Linked DNA regions of Homo sapiens: region 1 is linked to region 2. Evidence: chromatin loops called from intact Hi-C (ENCODE). Cell type or tissue: thyroid gland. All regions are shown on one strand. Each heading gives the region's core, and the rest is flanking DNA. Links, peaks and the distances in the headings are about the cores only. Region 1 has its middle 7.9 kb from the start of TBL1XR1. Region 2 has its middle 14 kb from the start of LINC00501.

The links. A loop is a pair of places that touch in the nucleus more often than their neighbours do. Peaks named below come from ENCODE experiments on the same cell type or tissue, not always from the same donor. Only the 100,000 strongest peaks of a DNase experiment are listed, where the experiment ranks them.
Region 1: it touches region 2 in a loop (2.4-fold over the local background); 17 of 110 quality-filtered maps call a loop at or near these places.

The regions. Positions count from the first base shown.
Region 1 is chr3:177,200,790-177,209,982 of GRCh38, reverse strand. It overlaps a transcript of TBL1XR1 not described here. Among named protein-coding and RNA genes, the nearest start is that of TBL1XR1, 7.9 kb to the right of the region's middle. In thyroid gland, for the core only: no CTCF peak of the experiment used is centred there; no DNase peak of the experiment used is centred there.
Region 2 is chr3:177,275,440-177,284,632 of GRCh38, reverse strand. No RefSeq gene overlaps it. Among named protein-coding and RNA genes, the nearest start is that of LINC00501, 14 kb to the left of the region's middle. RefSeq lists an enhancer at 1-604. In thyroid gland, for the core only: no CTCF peak of the experiment used is centred there; a DNase peak (open chromatin) is centred at 5,092; H3K27ac peaks cover 4,082 bases.

The DNA.
Region 1 (9,193 bases), core at 3,053-8,052, 75 kb after region 2:
CAATCCCTGGGTGTTGTGGCCTGTAATCTCAGCTACACAGGAGGCTGAGGCAGGAGAATTGCTTGAACCCAGGAGGCGGAGGTTGCAGTGAGCCAATATCGCACCACTGCAGGCCAGCCTGGGTGACAAGAGGAAAACTTTGTCCCAAAAAACAACAACAACAAGGAAAATAAAAACGTCACATTTCCCAAACATCCTTAATGTTGGAACTCTTTACTTCCAGAAGCACAGACTACGTGCCCATTATGAGCGGAATACAGTTTGGGAAATGCTGACATAAGGAAATGATAGTTGTTATAATGGCTGTTACCTGACCAACAGATATTTGGGACAATCTCAGAAAGTGCATTTGGCTTACTTTCTAGTAGCTATAACAATATTGGGGGTGGGGTGGGGGTGGTTGGAACTACAGAGCCAGCCACAAACATGAGCAATATACAGTTAATTTCTATATGAATTGAAGCACCATCAGGAGGAAAACAATTCAAAGATTCAGGCTAAAACGGAGTACTATACAAATTGAGCTCAGTCATGTGTCTCAGCAATCTGGTAGGAGGGGTGCAAGTTCATATCATTTCCAAGTGGTGCAACCTGAATCTGTGGACTTGAATTGTAGCAAGACCATCCCATTTGAAGGCAGGACCTTAGTGTTCCCATTGGCTGGCATAAGGAGTGTTCAGCACATCTTAGCAGCTTTGAGAAAAACCGCCCTGATGTCTGCATCTCCAGCCAGAACCACTCAGGTCAATAAGCTACTCAGTCCACTGGAGAGGTGTCTGCTATAATCTGAATGTGTGTGGCCTCCCAAAATCCATATGTTGAAATACTAATCCCCAAGGTGACGATATTAAGACTTGGAGCTCTTTTGGGAGCTCTCATGAATGTGATTAGTGCCTTCATAAAAGAGGCACGAGGGAGTGTGTTTGCCCCTTTTATCATGTGAGGACACAGCAGAAAGGTGCCATCTATTAACCAGGAAGTAGGCCCTGACCAGACACCGAATCTGCCAGTGCCTTGATCTTTGACCTCACAGCCTCCAGAACTAGAAGAAATAAATTTCTGTTGTGTAGAAGTCACCTAGTTTATGTATTTTGTGATAGCACTCCCAACTGACTAAGACAGCAACTCAGCTCACCTGGGCCAGTAGAATTGTTTATTTAAGGCATTAGGTTTTTTTTAGCCTTAGGAGAGCATAAAGTCAAAGCGATAAAACAAATCAAACCCATCGTCTTATTGTATTTACTTATTCATTTGTTTATTTGTGAAACAGGGTCTCTCTGCAGCCAGGCTGGAGTGCAGTGGCGCAAACATGGCTCACTACAACCTCCACCTCCCAGCTCCGGCGAACCTCCCACCTCAGGCTCCCCGGTAGCTGGGACTACAGGCATGCACCACCACAGCCAGTTAATTTTAGTATTTTTTTGTAGAGATGGGATTTCGCCATGTTGCCCAGGCTGGTCTTGAACTCCTGGCCTCAAGTGATCTGCCCGCCTTGGCCTCTCAAAGTGCTAGGATTATAGGCGTGAGTCACTGTGTGTGGCCACTATTGTTTTCATTTATGTTTAGAAATACTTGTGCATATTTGTATTTGGTATTTTAACTATTTGTAATCTTTTACGTAATTCGACATTTTAGGATTTCTAACAAGTTATCCTTGTGAAACCAGTTTAAAACACCTAAGTGAAAACTGTAATTAATTCAGATTCATGATTTTAAGTGAAAATATATGAGAATTTTATTAAATCTGTAAACATTTTTGTAATGTTCAAGAGAACTTGATTCATATTTTATAATTTATCATATTTATAAGCATTACTTAACTACTTGTGATTCTTTGTTGAGCAACTGAAGTATTTTAAAAAGACTGAATACATTAAATGAATTAATGTAGTTTAATAATTCAAGGAAATTTAATTAACCAAATTGTAAACATTCTCTTAAAAAACAGAGTTAGATTTGTAACCTGAATTTCAAAGCTCAAAGGAAAAGTAGGTTTTCAAATTTGTAATAAATGAAATGGAATTACTATACATTGTCTTCTTTGCCCACAAAACCTGTCTTCAAGAATACCCTATACTGGCCGGGTGCAGTGGCTCACACCTGTAATCCCAGCACTTTGGGAGGCCGAGGTGGGTGGATCACCTGAGGTCAGGAGTTCAAGACCAGCCTGGCCAACATGGTGAAACCCTGTCTCTACCAAAAATACAAAAAAATTAGCCGGGGGTGATGGTGTGTGCCTATAGTCCCAGCTACTCAGGAGGCTGAGGCAGGAGAATCGCTTGAACCCAGAAGGTTGAAGTTGCAGTGATGCGAGATAATGCCACTGTACTCCAGCCTGGGCGACAGAGTGAGACTCCCCCCAACCCCAACCCGCCCACACACACAGAATATCCTATACCCGGGCCGGGCACAGTGGCTCACCCCTGTAATCCCAGCATGTTGGGAGGCTGAGGCGGGTGGATCACCTGAGGTCAGGAGTTTGAGACCAGCCTGGCCAACATGGTGAAATCTCTTCTCTACTAAAATACAAATATTAGCTGGGTGTGGTGGTGGGCATCTGTAATCTCAGCTACTCAGGAGGCTGAGGTAGGAGACTTGCTTGAACCCAGGGGTCGGAGGTTGCAGTGAGCCGAGATCATGCCACTGCACTCCATCCTGGGTGACAAGAGCGAAACTCCATCTCAAAAAAAAAAAAAAGAACACCCTATACCTAAATTGCCATGAGGCAGCACGGGTGGTGATGGTGGATGGTGAGAGGGGTAGGGAGTGAGTGAGACAAAGGTCTTCCTTTTGTAATCAGTAGATACACTAACAGTACCAAAGCATGCAACAGATGGAATCCAACAGATTGATCGTAATTACGCCTGCATTCAGCAAACATTTTTCTAGATTCTAGCCTAAAATATGTGGGTCACATAAATGTGATTAAGATGTGGTTCTTCTCCTCAAGCAGTTTCTCCTTTTTTCCACTTTGCATTTCTCTGCTCTTCTCATTCACTGAAGTACTTTTTAGCAAACACTTGAATTTTCCTGCCTTGATCTGCTTAGTTTTATTCATTGGAAAAGCAGATACTGCACTTGGCCTTGAGTTCAAATCCTTGTTTTGCCATTTGCAGCATGACCTTAGACAAACTATATGGTCTTATTACTTCAGTTTCTTCATAAATCAAATAGAGATAATAATATTATTTACCTGTTATGGACAACATGTTTGTGTTTCTCCAGAATTCATATATGGAAACACTAGCCCTAAATGGTATGGTATTAGGAGGTGGGGCCTTCAGAAGGTAATTAGGTCACAGCCTACATGATGGGATTAGTAATCTTGTAACAAGAGACAGGAGAGAGCTTGCTTCCTGTCTTACTGTTTTACACCACTTACACACAGCAAGAAGATGGTCAGCAGCACCCAGGAAGAGGCCCTCACCATAACTTGATCATGCTGGCACTTTGCTATCAGACTTCCCAAATTCCAGAACTGTAAGAAATAAGTGTTTTGTTTGTTTGTTTGTTTGAGACGGAGTTTTGCTCTTGTTGCCCAGGCTAGAGTGCAATGGCGCAATCTCGGCTCATTGGTTCTCCTGCCTCAGCCTCCCGAGTAGCTGGGATTACGGGCATGCGCCACCACACCCAGCTGATTTTCGTATTTTTAGTAGAGATGGGGTTTCGCCATGTTGGCCAGGCTGGTCTCAAACTCCTGACCTCAGGTGATCTGTCCGCCTCAGCCTCCCAAAGTGCTGGGATTACAGATGTAAGCCACCGCGCCCGGCCAAGTGTTTGTTGTTTAAGCCACCGAGTCTATGGTATTTTTGTTATAGCAGTCCAAATTGACTGAGGCATTACCTTTTCAGGTTGTTGAGAAAATCAGAGACAATTACATGTTAACATACCTTGAAAAGAGTTGATAACATGCTTAATAAATGGTAGCAATTAACATTATCTATGGTTTCCATCAATATCCTTATGGTTAGAAAAAGTCACCTAATGCTGACCCATGATTTCATATGTTTAGGCTTTTCACTACATCAAGAGCAGAAGAGCATTGGAAAGAAAACATTTGAGGTAGGAGACAATTGAGGTGACAGAGAACTCAATGCTTTTTTACTTATATTTACTCTCTAGGTGATTGCATCTAGGTCCATGATTTCAAATATCATTGCTTTACTATGAGTCTCAAAGTTATATCTCCAGTTCCAGTTGCACCTCTGAACATCAGATTTATATATCTGGCTACCTATTCAACATCATCATGAGGATGTATAATAGGCACACCAAATGCTAAAACAGAACTCTTGATAGTTCCCTCATAAACTAGGTCTTCTTCTAGCCGTTCCCATCTCAGTAAATGGCAACTCCATTCTTCTACTTGTTTGGTCTAAAATCTTGGAATAATTTTTTTGTTGTTTTTGTTTTTGAGATGGAGTTTCGCTCTTGTCACCCAGGCTGGAGTGCAATGGCGTGATCTCGGCTCACTGCAACTTCTGCCTCCCGGCTTCAGGTGATTCTCCTGCCTCAGCCTTCTGAGTAGCTGGGGTTACAAACGTGTGCCATGATGCCCAGCTAATTTTTTTGTATTATTAGTAGAGATGGGGTTTCACCATGTTGGCCAGGCTGGTCTCGAACTCCTGATCTCAGGTGATCACCTGCCTTAGCCTCCCAAAGTGCTGGGATTATTACTGGCATGAGCCACCTCGAACGGCCCCCACTTAAGCTTTTAAAAGTGTTGGGATTACAGGCGTGAGCCACCACACCTAGCCTCCGCTGGTCCTTTAAAATGGAAGGTGGTTCAAGTCACTTCTTTGCTCAAAGCCTCCTGGTGGCTTTCTTTTTTTTTTTTTTTTTGGGACGGAGTCTCGCTCTGTCACCCATGCTGGAGTGCAGTGGCACCATCTCGGCTCACTGCAAGCTCCGCCTCCCGGGTTCACGCCATTCTCCTGCCTCAGCCTCCCAAGTAGCTGGGACTACAGGCACCCGCCACCATGCCCGGCTAATTTTTTTTATTTTTAGTAGAGACAGGGTTTCACTGTGTTAGCCAGGATGGTCTCCATCTCCTGACCTCGTGATCCGCCTGTCTGGGCCTCTCAAAGTGCTGGGATTATAGGCGTGAGCCACCGCGCCCGGCGCCTCCTGGTGTCTTTCTATGACATGAGAAGAAAAAAGTCCTTCACATCTGGTCCCTGTCCCCGTCTCCTGCCACTCCTTTCTTACTTCATGCCAATTAACTGACATCATTTTTATTCTTAGAATATAGCATATTTGTTATATTATTCTTTTGTACATAATATTCCTTCTGCCCAGAACATTCCTTTTTCTGATAGTGGCATACTCACTCTGCTACTTCCTTTAGTTTTTTGCTCACATGTCATCTTAACTGAGCAGCCTTCTCTAAACCCCATATCTAAAATAATATATACTGGCTGGATGTGGTGGCTCATGCCTGTAATCCTAGCACTTTGGGAAGCTGAGGTGGGAGGGTCAGTGAGGCCAGGAGTTTAAGTTTACAATGAGCTATGATCATACTGAGAGGTGACAGTGTGCTGGCAGCCCTCGCAGCCCTCGCTCGCTCTCAGCGCCTCCTTGGCCTCCGCGCCCACTCTGGCCACGCTCGAGGACCCCTTTAGTCCGCTGCTGCACTGTGGGAGCCCCTCTCTGGGCTGGCTGAGGCCGGAGCCGGCTCCCTCTGCTTGCCGGGAGCTGTAGAGAGAGAGGGACGAGCGGGAACCGGGGCTGTCTGTGCACAGCGCTCGTGGACCAGCGTGAGTTCCAAGTGGGCGGGGCCACGGGCTAGCGTGAGTTCTGGGTGGGCATGGGCTTGGCGGCCCCGCACTCAGAGCCGTCCGCCGGCGCCACTGGCCTGGGCAGTGAGAGGTTTAGCACCCGGGCCAGCAGCTGCAGAGGGTGCGCCAGGACCCCAGCACTGCCGGCCCGCCATGCTTGAATTCTCACCGGCGCTCAGCCGCCTCCCTGTGGGGCAGGGCTCGAGACCTGCAGCCCGCCATGCCTGAGCCCCCTAGCAATGGGCTCCCGTGTGGCCCAAGCCTCCAAGACGGGTGCCGCCCCCTGCTCTGCGGCGCCCGGTCCCATCAACTGCCCAAAGGCTGAGAAGTGCAGGCACGCAGCGTGGGACTGGCAGGCAGCGCCACCCGCGGCCCCAGCACTGGATCCACTAGGTGAAGCCAGCTGGGCTCCTGAGTCAGATGGGGACTTGGAGAACTTTCATGTCTAGCTGGAGGATTGTAAATGCACCAATCAGCACTCTGTGTCTAGCTCGAGGTTTGTAAACACACCAATCAGCACCCTGTGTCTAGCTCAAGGTTTGTAAATGCACCAATCAGTGATCTATGTCTAGCTAATCTAGTGGGGACTTGGAGAACCTTTATGTCTAGCTAAGGGATTGTAAATACACCAATCAGCACTCTGTGTCTAGCTCAAGGTTTGTAAATGAACCAATTGGCACTCTGTATCTAGCTAATCTAGTGGGGACTTGGAGAACCTTTATGTCTAGCTAAAGGATTGTAAATATACCAATCAGCACTCTGTGTCTAGCTCAAGGTTTGTAAACACAGCAATCAGCACCCTGTGTCTAGCTCAAGGCTTGTAAATGCACCAATCAGTGCTCCATGTCTAGCTAATCTAGTGGGGACTTGGAGAACTTTTGTGTCTAGCTCAGGGATTGTAAACACACCAATCAGCACCCTGTCAAAACGGACCAATCAGCGCTCTGTAAAACAGACCAATCAGCTCTCTATAAAATGGACCAATCAGCAGGCTATGGGTGGGGCCAGATGAGGGAATAAAAGTAGGCTGCCGGAGCCAGCAGTGGCAACCTGTTTGGGTCCCCTTCCATACTGTGGAAGCTTTGTTCTTTAGCTCTTTGCAGTAAATCTTGCTGCTGCTCACTGTTTGGGTCTGCACTACCTTTATGAGCTGTAACACTCACCACGAAGGTCTGCAGCTTCACTTCTGAGGCCAAGGAGACCACGAACCCACCAGAAGGAAAAAACTCCAAACATGTCTGAACATCAGAAGGAACAAACTCTGGACACACCACCTTTAAGAACCGTAACACTCACCGTGAGGGTCCACGACTTCATTCTTGAAGTCAGCGGGACCAAGAACCCACCAATTTTGGACACAAATACCACTGCACTAGAGTCTGGGTGACAAAAAGACTCTGCCTAAAACACAATACAATAAAATAACATATATACCCATTATCCCACTTTATTTTATTTAAGCTTGGTTGTCTTTTACCTACCTTCCTAGAAGCTAGGTGTGGTCATAAGACCAAGCACTGGTTAATGGAATATTAGAGGAAGTGATAAATGCAACTGCCAGGATGTGTCCTGAAAGGAAAGGCCTAGCCCTCTATTTCTTCTGTTTTCTTTTCCAATGGCTGGAATTTGAAAATGATGGCAGGAGCAAGAAAAACCATTTTAGACCAGTGGATGGAAGATATATGTTGAGATAGAACAATCTAGGTCTTTGACATCTTACTCCAGAATGACAGTCACATAAGATAATACGCTTTCATCTTGTTTAAGCCATTTTTATATTCCTTTTTTTTTTTTTAACAGTGGTCAAACAATAGCCTAATACAGACATATTTTTTGAAAGTCTGTGTGTACTCCCAACCCTCACCCAACGTGGGATGTAAGCCCTGTGAAGAGTAGGGGCTGTTTTTGGTTTACTGAGACAGTGCCTGGCACACTAAACATTCAATAAACATTGAATGAATAGCAAAACCATCAATATAATACTAGGCCTTGAGTGCTTCCCTGAGAAAGTATGTGGCTGGTCAGTATAAGTAAGTGATTGTACAGCAACATGCTGTGTGTGTGGTTGGTTTTCTGTTTTGACTGAATCACAATCGCAGGATACAACCTGCTATTTTCATTATCTGAGAGGCATAAATACTTGTAAGATAGTTGTATGTTTCTTTTGCAATTTAAATGAAGACTCTCAAGTAAAGTTTATTGTTGTAATGAAATTGGGTCATAGAAGCATGGAAAACTGTGACAAGGTTCACACTGATGAGGAAAGGTCACAAGCAACACGCTATGCACTGAAGGAGAAAAGCAGCTTGTGTACTGACATCTTGAGATGTGTGGTTGGCATGTGCCTCATCTCGGAAGAACCACAAAGAATTGCACAAGGTAAGTCAAAATGAAACGGAAACATCACAGAGTATCAGCAAGACGCCTGGGGGTAAACGCTACAGACGTAAAGCCACTGAATTCCAGGGTGAGTAAAGAATATAAAATGAGTTATAGCACTAGGAGAATATTTTTGGTATCAAATGTCTTTTTTATACAATTAAGTTTGTTTTGAATACTTTATGTAGATGAGCTAATGTAAACAATTTAAAACATCATGATGATTTAAAAATATATATAGTAATGAGACCCTGTAGTCCTGGGATTGAAGCAGTTTCAATTTAAAATGTTCCATGTCTTTAGCGATGAAAGTTGCAAATGTGTAGGCTATCTTGCCATGCCACACTCCTCTCGGAAAAATATTACTGAAATAAAACAAGTCAGGATTTGTTTTTTTTTTTTTTTTTTTTTTGAGATGTAATCTCACTCTGTCACCCGCCCAGGCTGGAGTGCAATGGCAAGATCTCGGCTCACTGCAACCTCCCCCTCTCGGTTTCAAGCCATTCTTCTGCCTCAGCCTCCTGAGTAGCTAGGATTACAGGCATGTGCCACCACGCTCAGCTAATTTTTGAATTTTTAGTAGAGACGGGGTTTCACCATGTTGGTCAGGCTGGTCTCGAACTCCCGACCTCGTGATCCGCCCGCCTCGGCCTCCCAAAGTGCTGGGATTACAGGTGTGAGCCACTGCACCCGGCAAAACAAGTCAGGATTTGTTTAGCCATTTTACAATATATAGTAACTTCTGATAACAGTTACTGGTATGAGGTTTCTCTTCATTGAGTAATTAGCTAGAAAATTCAAGAGAGAACTTTTTTTTTTTGAGACGGAGTCTCACTCTGTCGCCTAGGCTGGAGTGCAGTGGCACTATCTCGGCTCACTGCAACCTCCGCCTCCAGGGTTCAAGCGATTCTCCTGCCTCAGCCTCCCAAGTAGCTGCGATTACAGGCACCCGCCACCACGCCCGACTAATATTTTGTATTTTTAGTACAGACGAGGTTTCACCATGTTGGCCAGGCTGGTCTTGAACTCCCGACCTC
Region 2 (9,193 bases), core at 2,338-7,337:
GGCACGGAGAAAGTCAGGGCAGGTCAAGGAGCGTCTTACTGAGGCTCAGAGGGGAGGCCGCTGGCAGAGGCTTCTTCCCCGAGCAGGAAACCACGCCCTTTATCCCTGCTTGATGTCTTTGGATTGCAAAATATATGCAATGCTCTTGTCTGACCTAAGAGCCCTTCAGAAAGAGGGAAGGGTGGGAGGGAGGAGGAGCACTCAACGGGGGAAAAACTTTAATCTTCTTTGTTACCATTTTCTGAGAGAAGTGAGGGAGATCAAAGGCAAGGGTTTCACTTAGACTGGAAAGCTGTAGTTACCATCCACTTTCAGCCTTCTGTAGGGGAGTACATGGCCAATCTTAAATTTGTTTTTATTTATTTAAGTAAAAGCGAGAGGAGCAAGTTTGGAATTAACCATGAGCACTGACCTAAATGATCCGCATATGGGAGATGAATGCCTTCTGCAGCATGGTGCAATATTATACAGGTAAACCAAAGGGTATGGTGACTAACAGGCAGCCCAGATTCCTTTATCTCTGCTGCTTAAAGCTACTTCATCTTGCATATTTTCTCAACATAAATCATATATGTATATGCTAAATCATTTGTGTTGGCTACTACAATGTGAAAAGAACATGTTCAAAGGAGGCACAATGATTTTTATTTTTTACTTAAAAAGTCTTTTCCTAACTGGGCGCGGTGGCTCACGCCTGTAATCCCAGCACTTTGGGAGGTTGAGGCGGGCGGATCACTTGAGGTCAGGAGTTTGAGACCAGCCTGGCCAACATGGTGAAACTCCGTCTTTACCAAAAATACAAAAATTAGCTGGGCGTGGTGATGCGCGTCAGTAATCCCAGCTACTCAGGAGGCTGAGGCAGGAAAATCGCTTGAACCCGGGAGGCGGAGGTTGCAGTGAGCCAAGATTGCGCCACTGCACTCCAGCCTAAGCAACAGAGCAAGACTCCCTCTCAAAAAAAAAAAAAAAAAAAAAAAAAAGCCGGTGCAGTGGCTAACACCTGTAATCCCAGCACTTTGGGAGACCAAGGTGGGTGGATCACCTGAGGTCAGGAGTTCGAGACTAGCCTAACCAATATATCGAAACCCCGTCTCTACTAAAAATGCAAAATTAGCCAGGCGTGGTGGCAGGCGCCTGTAATCCCAGCTACTTGGGAGGATGAGGCAGGAGAATCACTTAAATCCGGGAGGCGGAGGTTGCAGTGAGCCGAGATCGCGCCACTGCACTCCAGCCTGGGCAACAAGAGTGAGACTCGGTCTCAAAAAAAAAAAAGGCTTTTCCTTCAGTACTATGTTAGGGAGGCTCTGAGGACCATCTCTCTACTAGTCTACTAGTCTAGTTGTCCACAAGTCTAGTCATTCTACTCTGAAAGGCTAAACTGGGCTTAGCCCAGGTACCTTGCAGTTCATTCAGTGCATTTGGGAGAGTCCTGAGCATCCAGGCAGGACATGATGAGTGCAATTGAATGAGAATGGGGAGAGCAACGAACATTCTGGAAAGTTGCCTTGAGATCAAATCAGTGTTCAGTCAGCATCCATTTGCCAAGCTGGGGGTGAACTCTGGATATCCTCTGGATTCATCAGACTTCACTGAGCCATTATCTTCCCTCTGTGACTATAAGCCCCTCCACTGGAGATGTGTGCTCCCCCAGGGAAGGAACCTGGCTCCTGGAACATAGTACTGGCTCAATAGACATTGAACTGCTTGATCATCAAATCCTAAATGTATCTTTTGTCTAACTATTTTCCCTTAACTGACTTCTTATCTCCCCCAGGGACTACTGCTATGTAGTCAGGAATGAGTGAATGAATGAATACATGGATATGTTAATAAACATATTATTTATTGTCTGATTATACATAAAAGCATTTGTATAGTTTGTGAATGTAATAGTGTTTTCTTCCTAATGTTGTTTGCTTGAATATGGTGCCGTTATTCATTATCATAAATGTATCTTTACATTTTTAAGACTTCGTGCTATTTACAAAATGCTTTCACATACATTATCTTATTTAATCTTCACAGCAGTGCTGCAAAGTAGATATTATTGTCTCCCAGTTTAGATAAGATAGGTGATTTGTCCAAAGTACGCAATAAGCACAGAGCTGGACTTGAACCCAAGTTTTGCCACACAGGCCTATAGCAGTCCTTTTCCCTAGATTGAAAGGTGAGTAAGCAGGCAAAGGTTATATTCATTTGTAAACAGATGCTTATTTCTAAAGATATAGCATAACATGCACTGCCTACATAGGGGAAGTGCCATCTCTCAACTCCTGGCAGGCTCTCCCACCAGGCACCTGGCTTGTTGCTGGCTACACCTGCTTTTGAATGCACAGCTGGTCTTATGCCAAGTCACTCAACAGAACTTACATTTGGCTATAGATACTTGATACCAAAACAACCAGTGAACAGGAAGAAAATTCAGGCAATTAACCAGTTATTATTTTGTCTACACAATGACAAACAACCTTTGGGGTTGATTTTGTGTCTTTAAGTTAAGCTGCTATATTCATGGAAATACCACAATTATTTCTTCTCCACTTGAATGTCAGCCCACAACAAGGAAGCCAGCAGGCTTGAACAGCAGGAGTCAATATTTAAAACTAGGTCTCAAAATGTAGCCTGCGTCCTAAGGTTCCTCTTGGTGCTCTTTTTCTGTGCTAATGATCTCTGTTGTTGGCATTGCTGCTGAAGACACACTTAGTATCCTAGAGCTGTAAAGACCTTTAAAATCATTTAGAGCAGTAGTTTTCTAAATTCAAAAAAATGGTACTGACATAGAAGCCCAATCAACAAAGCAAATCTAAGCGGATTTGCTTTGGCTGAAGAGGAGATTGTGATAAGCCTGAGGGAGCCTGCTATAGTTTGGATGTTTGTCCCCTCCAATGATCATTTTGAAATCTTATCCCCAATTTTGGACGTGGGGCCTAATGGGAGGTGTTTAGGTCATGGGGGTAGATCTCTCATTAATAGATTGATGCCCTTTCTTGGGTGGAGTGGGGGATAAATGGTGTGTTCTTATTCTGTGTTCCTGTGAGAGCTGGTTGTTAAAAAGAACCTGGCACCTCCCCCACTCTCATTTCCTCTCTCGCCATGTGACCTCTGCACACACTGTTTCCCCTTAGCCTTTGGTCACGAGTAGCAGCAGTCTGAGGCCCTCACCAGAAGCAGATACTGGCACCATGCTTCTTATATAGTCTGCAGAACTGTGAGCCAAATAAACCTCTTTTCTTTACCTATTACCCAGTCTCAGTTATTCCTTTCTTTGTAATTTTTATTTTTTTGGAGATGGAATCTCACTCCGTTGCCCAGGCTGGAGTGCAGTGGTGCGATCTTGGCTCACTGAAACCTCCGCCTCCTGGGTTCAAGCAATTCTCCTGCCTCAGCCTCCCAAGGAGCTGGGATTACAGGCTCATGCCACCACACCCAGCTAATTTTTGTATTTTTAGTAGAGACAGGGTTTCACCATGTTGGCCAGGCTGGGGTCAAACTCCTGACCTCAGGTGATCCGCCCACCTCAGCCTCCCAAAGTGCTGGAATTACAGGCATGAGCCACCATATCCAGCCAGTTATTCTTCTATAGCAACACAAACAGACTAAGACAGGCTCTCCCCTTCAGAATGGTCCTGGAGACACCCACCAGGGCCCTAAAAGTAGATTAACCCCATCATTTTACAGATAAGGAAACAGAGGCCCAGAGAGCAAAATGACTAAGATAAAGAACTTAGAAATCCACAAACGTGGTTTGCTGCTCTTTGAATTTCTGTTCCTTATCTCAGCTTAACTTTAATTTCCCTTCTCCTCTTACATCCTGTCCTAAGTTTTAAGTACATCTGCTCTCTTTTTTTTGTTGTTTTGTTTTGTTTTGTTTTTGTTGAGACAGAGTTTTGCTCTTTTTGCACAGGCTGGAGTGCAATGGTGCGATCTTGGCTCACCGCAACCTCTGTCTCCCGGGTTCAAGCGATTCTTCTGCCTCAGCCTACCGAGTAGCTGGGATTACAGGCATGTGCCACCATGCCCGGCTAATTTTATATTTTTAGTAGAGATGGGGTTTCACCATTTTGGTCAGGTTGGTCTCGAACTCCAGACCTCAGGTAATCTGCCCGCCTCGGTCTCCCAAAGTGCTGGGATTACAGGCATGAGCCACCACACTCGGCAGTACATCTGCTCTGGGCATACAGAACCACCCCAGCAGTAACGTGACCACCACTGCTTAGAGAACATCATATTTCCCAAATGTCCCTGGTCAAAAAAGTGCACAGGAACCCTTGTTAAAGATGCTGATCCTTTTTTTTTTTTTTTGAGACGGAATTTTGCTCTTGTTGCCCAGGCTGGAGTGCAATGGCGCAATCTCAGCTCACTGCAACCTCTGCCTCTCGGGTTCAAGTGATTCTCCTGCCTCAGCCTCCCGAGTAGCTGGGATTACAGGCACCCGCTACCATGCCCAGCTAATTTTGTATTTTTAGTAGAGACAAGGTTTCTCCATGTTGGACAGGCTGGTCTCCAACTCCCAACCTCAGGTGATCCGCCCACCTAGGCCTCCCAAAGCGCTGAGATTACAGACGTGAGCCACCGCGCCCAGCCTAAAGGTGCTGATTCTTAGATTCCCTTCTTTGCAGTTCTGATTCAAATGGCTTGGGATGAAACCCAGGTAATGCTTTTGACCAGTGAAGTTTGGGAAACACTTGCTGGATGGAATGGGCTAACGATGTTCTTTTACAGGGAAAGTCAAGAGTATAACTAGGTGGACCATTCATCACCTGTAAAGCCAGAGATCTTCTTTCTTTTATTTTTATTTTATTTATTTATTTATTGGTTTTAAAGGTAGAGAAGATCTAAGTTTCCTCTCTTCATAATCCAGAAATGTCTGGTATAAAGGGGAAAAAAAAATTCCATTCCTTTTTCAGCCCACAAGTTTGTAAAGGTGTGTCACTCTGTAAAGTCGCGCTTGACTTGCTTCAGTAGGAATGTGGCTTTAAGATGTTGATCTCTGCTCTCTCACTGACCACCAGTTCCTGACCGTCCACTTCTGCTCAGGCACCCAAGCTACTTGCTCTTTTCTGAAAGGGTCTACTCCAAGTCCTTGATTCCTTCCCAAATTGTAAGTGTACTTTATCCAACACCCCATTCCTAGCCTCCCAACGCAGCCTGGACTCAAGGATCAGCTACATTCATAGTTCACTCACTTACCCACTCTAAACTTACCGTCGTGGCTTGTTTACCTGCCTCCCTGGAAGCATCCCAACCTTCTAGTCTGCTGGGATCAGCCTTTCCTTTGATATTTACATAAAACAGCTTGAGTTCCCTTCCCACTTACAAATGAGGTTTGCACCCACCCCTCCACCAACACACACACTTTGTTATAGGAAAGGTAAGTAATTAAATATTTATCTTTGAAAACACAAGGCTCATTTCCTTCCTAGAGACCATCTGGCTATAACCTGTCTCCTCACTGACCTTGACTCCAAGTCAACTTTGACTTGGTTTCTGGTTGCCTTTTTGCTTGTCGTGGAAAAATAGAACCACACTTTTCTTTGGAATAATGCTGTTGCTGGTGATGACAGCATCAAAAGATGGAGTCACAAAGAACACCAGGCCTCTCAACATCACCTCATCCGCTAGTTCCCTACATATTAGTAACACAAGACTACTTTATGAACAGACTGTACTGAAGATTGGAGGACAATTAGTGGGAATATATATCTATATGCTGAATTTGATTGTTTCCAGAGTACAAGGAAAGGGGATTATATATATATATATATATATATATATATATATACACACACACACATACATATATATATACATATATATACATATATATACATATATATACGTATATATATATACATATATATACATATATACGTATATATATATACATATATATACACATATATATATACATATATATATATACACCTATATATATATACATATATATATATATATATATTTTTTTTTTTTTTTGAGATGGAGTCTCACCCTGTCACCCAGGCTAGAGTGCAATGGCGCAACCTTCGCCTCCTGGGTTCAAGCAATTACCCTGCCCCAGTCTCTCAAGTAGCTGGGATTACAGGTGTGTGCCACCATGCCCAGCTTATTTTTTGTATTTTTAGTAGAGATGGGGTTTCACCATATGGGTCAGGCTGGTCTCGAACTCCTGACCTCAGGTGATCCACCTGCCTCGGCCTCCCAAAGTGCTGGGATTACAGGCATGAGCCACCATGCCTGGCCTCTAGTCCTGTGCTCTTTCTACTGGATTTTCATGTTATCTTCTTCCAAGTACTGTGAAATATTCCAAATACTCCAAGTTCTCCCAAGACAAGGCATATGGCCAGTTATCTTTCAGTATCTGATCTCCCCTTCCACAGACATAGAGTTTCCACTGAGGCCATGGCTTCCTAACTAAAGACCACTGCTTTATCTAGCCACACCTGCAGCCAGAGGTGGCCATGTGACTAAGTTCTAGCCATGAAATGTGAGAAGGTGATAGGTGCCCTTTTTGTCAGTTTTGCCCTTACAAAGATTGTGTATGCCTGACCCTTTACTTCCTTCCTGCTGGCTGAGATGGGCAGAACAAAAGTAGGCATCTTAAACCCAGAGATAGCCAGGCGTGGTGGCTAATGCCTATAATCCTAGCACTTTGGGAGGCCAAAGCGGGTGGATCACCTGAGGTCAGAAATTCGAGATCAGCCTGGCCAACATGGTGAAATCCCGTCTCTACTAAAAATACAAAAAAATTAGCCAGGTGTGGTGACGTGTGCCTGTAGTCCCAGCTACTCGAGAGGCTGAATACAAAATTAGCCGGACATGGTGGCGGGTGCCTGTAGTCCCAGCTACTCGGGAGGCTGAGGCAGGAGAATGGCTTGAACCCGGGAGGTGGAAGTTGCAGTGAGCCGAGATTGCTCCACTGCACTCCAGCCTGGGCAGCAGGAGAACTCTGGAACCCAGGAGGCAGCGGCTGCAGTGAGCCGAGATCATGCCACTGCCCTCCAGCCTGGGCGACAGAGCAAGACTCCATCTCAAAAAACGAAACAAAACAAAACAAAACAAAAACAGAGATGAACTACCTATTTCCGGACGTCTACGGAGAAAGAAACAAGCGTCTACATTTTTTTTTATTTTTTTGAGATGGAGTCTCGCTCTGATGCCCAGGCTGGAGTGCAGTGGAGCGATCTCAGCTCACTGCAACTTCCACCTCCCGGGTTCAAGCCATTCTCCTGCCTCAGCCTCCCGAGTAGCTGGGACTACAGGCATGTGCCACCACGCCTGGCTAATTTTTTTGTATTGTTAGTAGAGACCAGGTTTCACCATGTTAGCCAGGATGGTCTCGAGCTCCTGACCTCATGATCTGCCTGCCTCGGCCTCCCAAAGTGCTGGGATTACAGGCATGAGCCACCACGCCCGGCCTTTTTTTTTTTTTGAGACGGAGTTTCACTCTTGTTGCCCAGGATGGAGTGCAATGGCGTGATCTTGGCTCACTGCAACCTCTGCCTCCCGGGTTCAAGTGATTCTCCTGCCTCAGCCTCCCAAGTAGTTGGGATTACAGACGCCGACCACCACACCAGGTTAATTTTGTATTTTTAGTAGACACGGGGGTTTCACCATGTTGGCCAGGATGGTCTCGAACTCCTGACCTCAGGTGATCCGCCCGCCTCAGCCTCCCAAAGTGCTGGGATTACAGACATGAGCCACCGCACCTGGCCAAGCATCTACTTTTTTAAAGCCAATGTATTTTGGCACTCTCTGCTACAGACACTTAGGTGGAACCCAGTTAAATACAGTGACCATCCTCATGGATGCCAGGGTCCTTGCAGGAGACACAACCAGTAAGAGGCAGAGCTGGGGCTTGGACCCAGGGCTCTAACCACGGTGCTTTCTTCAACCTTTCTAAAGATTATGAAATCTGACATTATAGCCCATGTCTTTTTGTAGTTTTCTTGTTTAAAATAGCTACTAATTTTTCTTCTGTTAAGGTAACACTGTCCAGTGATCTGTCAACGTCTACCTCAGCAGCTGACTTAGCTTAGCCTGGGAGCTCAAGAGTACAAAACATTTTCTGGAAACAATGCTTTCTTTCTTTTTAATAGGTTCATCAGGTAATCTGCTGGCTTGAAACTTACAGGCAGAAAACTTATATCCAACAAGGATAAAAGAAGCTTTACAAATACATAGAGGAAATGGAGGGTCCAGGTCATGAAAGCTAGTCGCTATGGACTCAGTGAATGTACCTCCCTCCCTGGATCCTCTCTAATAATCCTAAGGTCCTCCTCCAGTGAATAAAAGTGAAACAATCTTATCATACCCAACAAAAACACAGGGAGGCAGGAATTTAATTTCAAGCCATCATTCTTCACCCTCACCAGGAAGAATAAATCTCCATTTGACAACCCTATACTAACTTCATCCAAAGAACAGATATTATTAACTCTATTTTCTGATTTGCTTAAATAACAAACAATAGTAAACTCATAGAACATTTGCTATATACCATACAACATTCTACATGATTTTCCCATATTAACTCAGAAGTTTGAGTTAAGGTAGGTATAATTATTTTTCTCATTTTACAGATAAGGAAACAAAAGCACAAATATATTTTACATACTTGTAAGTAGAGTAAATATATTTTGGTTAGCATAAAAAATGCCATCTTCTAGAGATTCTTTGTTGATGGTGTGCTGAATGATAGTTGTTGATGAAGCGTGTTCACTTATCAGTTTTCTCCCACCTAAAATTGTACTCCTCTGAAACTAACCTGCTTCTTTAGTGGGCAAAACTATCTGGGCCAGGCATGGTGGCTCAAGCCTGTAATCCCAGCACTTTGGGAGGCCGAGGCTGGTGGATCACCTGAGGTCAGGAGTTCGAGACCAGCCTGACCAACATGGAGAAACCCTGTCTCTACTACAAATACAAAATTAGCTGGGCATGGTAGCTCACGCCTGTAATCCCAGCTACTCGGGAGGCTGAGGCAGGAGAATCACTTGAATCCAGAATGCAGAGCTTGCAGTGAGCCAAGATCACGCCATTCCACTCCAGCCTGGGCAACAAGAGCAAAACTTCATCACAAAAAATAAAATAAATAATAATAATACAAAAAATTAGCCGGGCGTGGTGGCCAGCGCCTATAATTCCAGCTACTTGGGAGGCTGAGGCAGGAGAATCGCTTGAACCCAGGAGGCGGAGG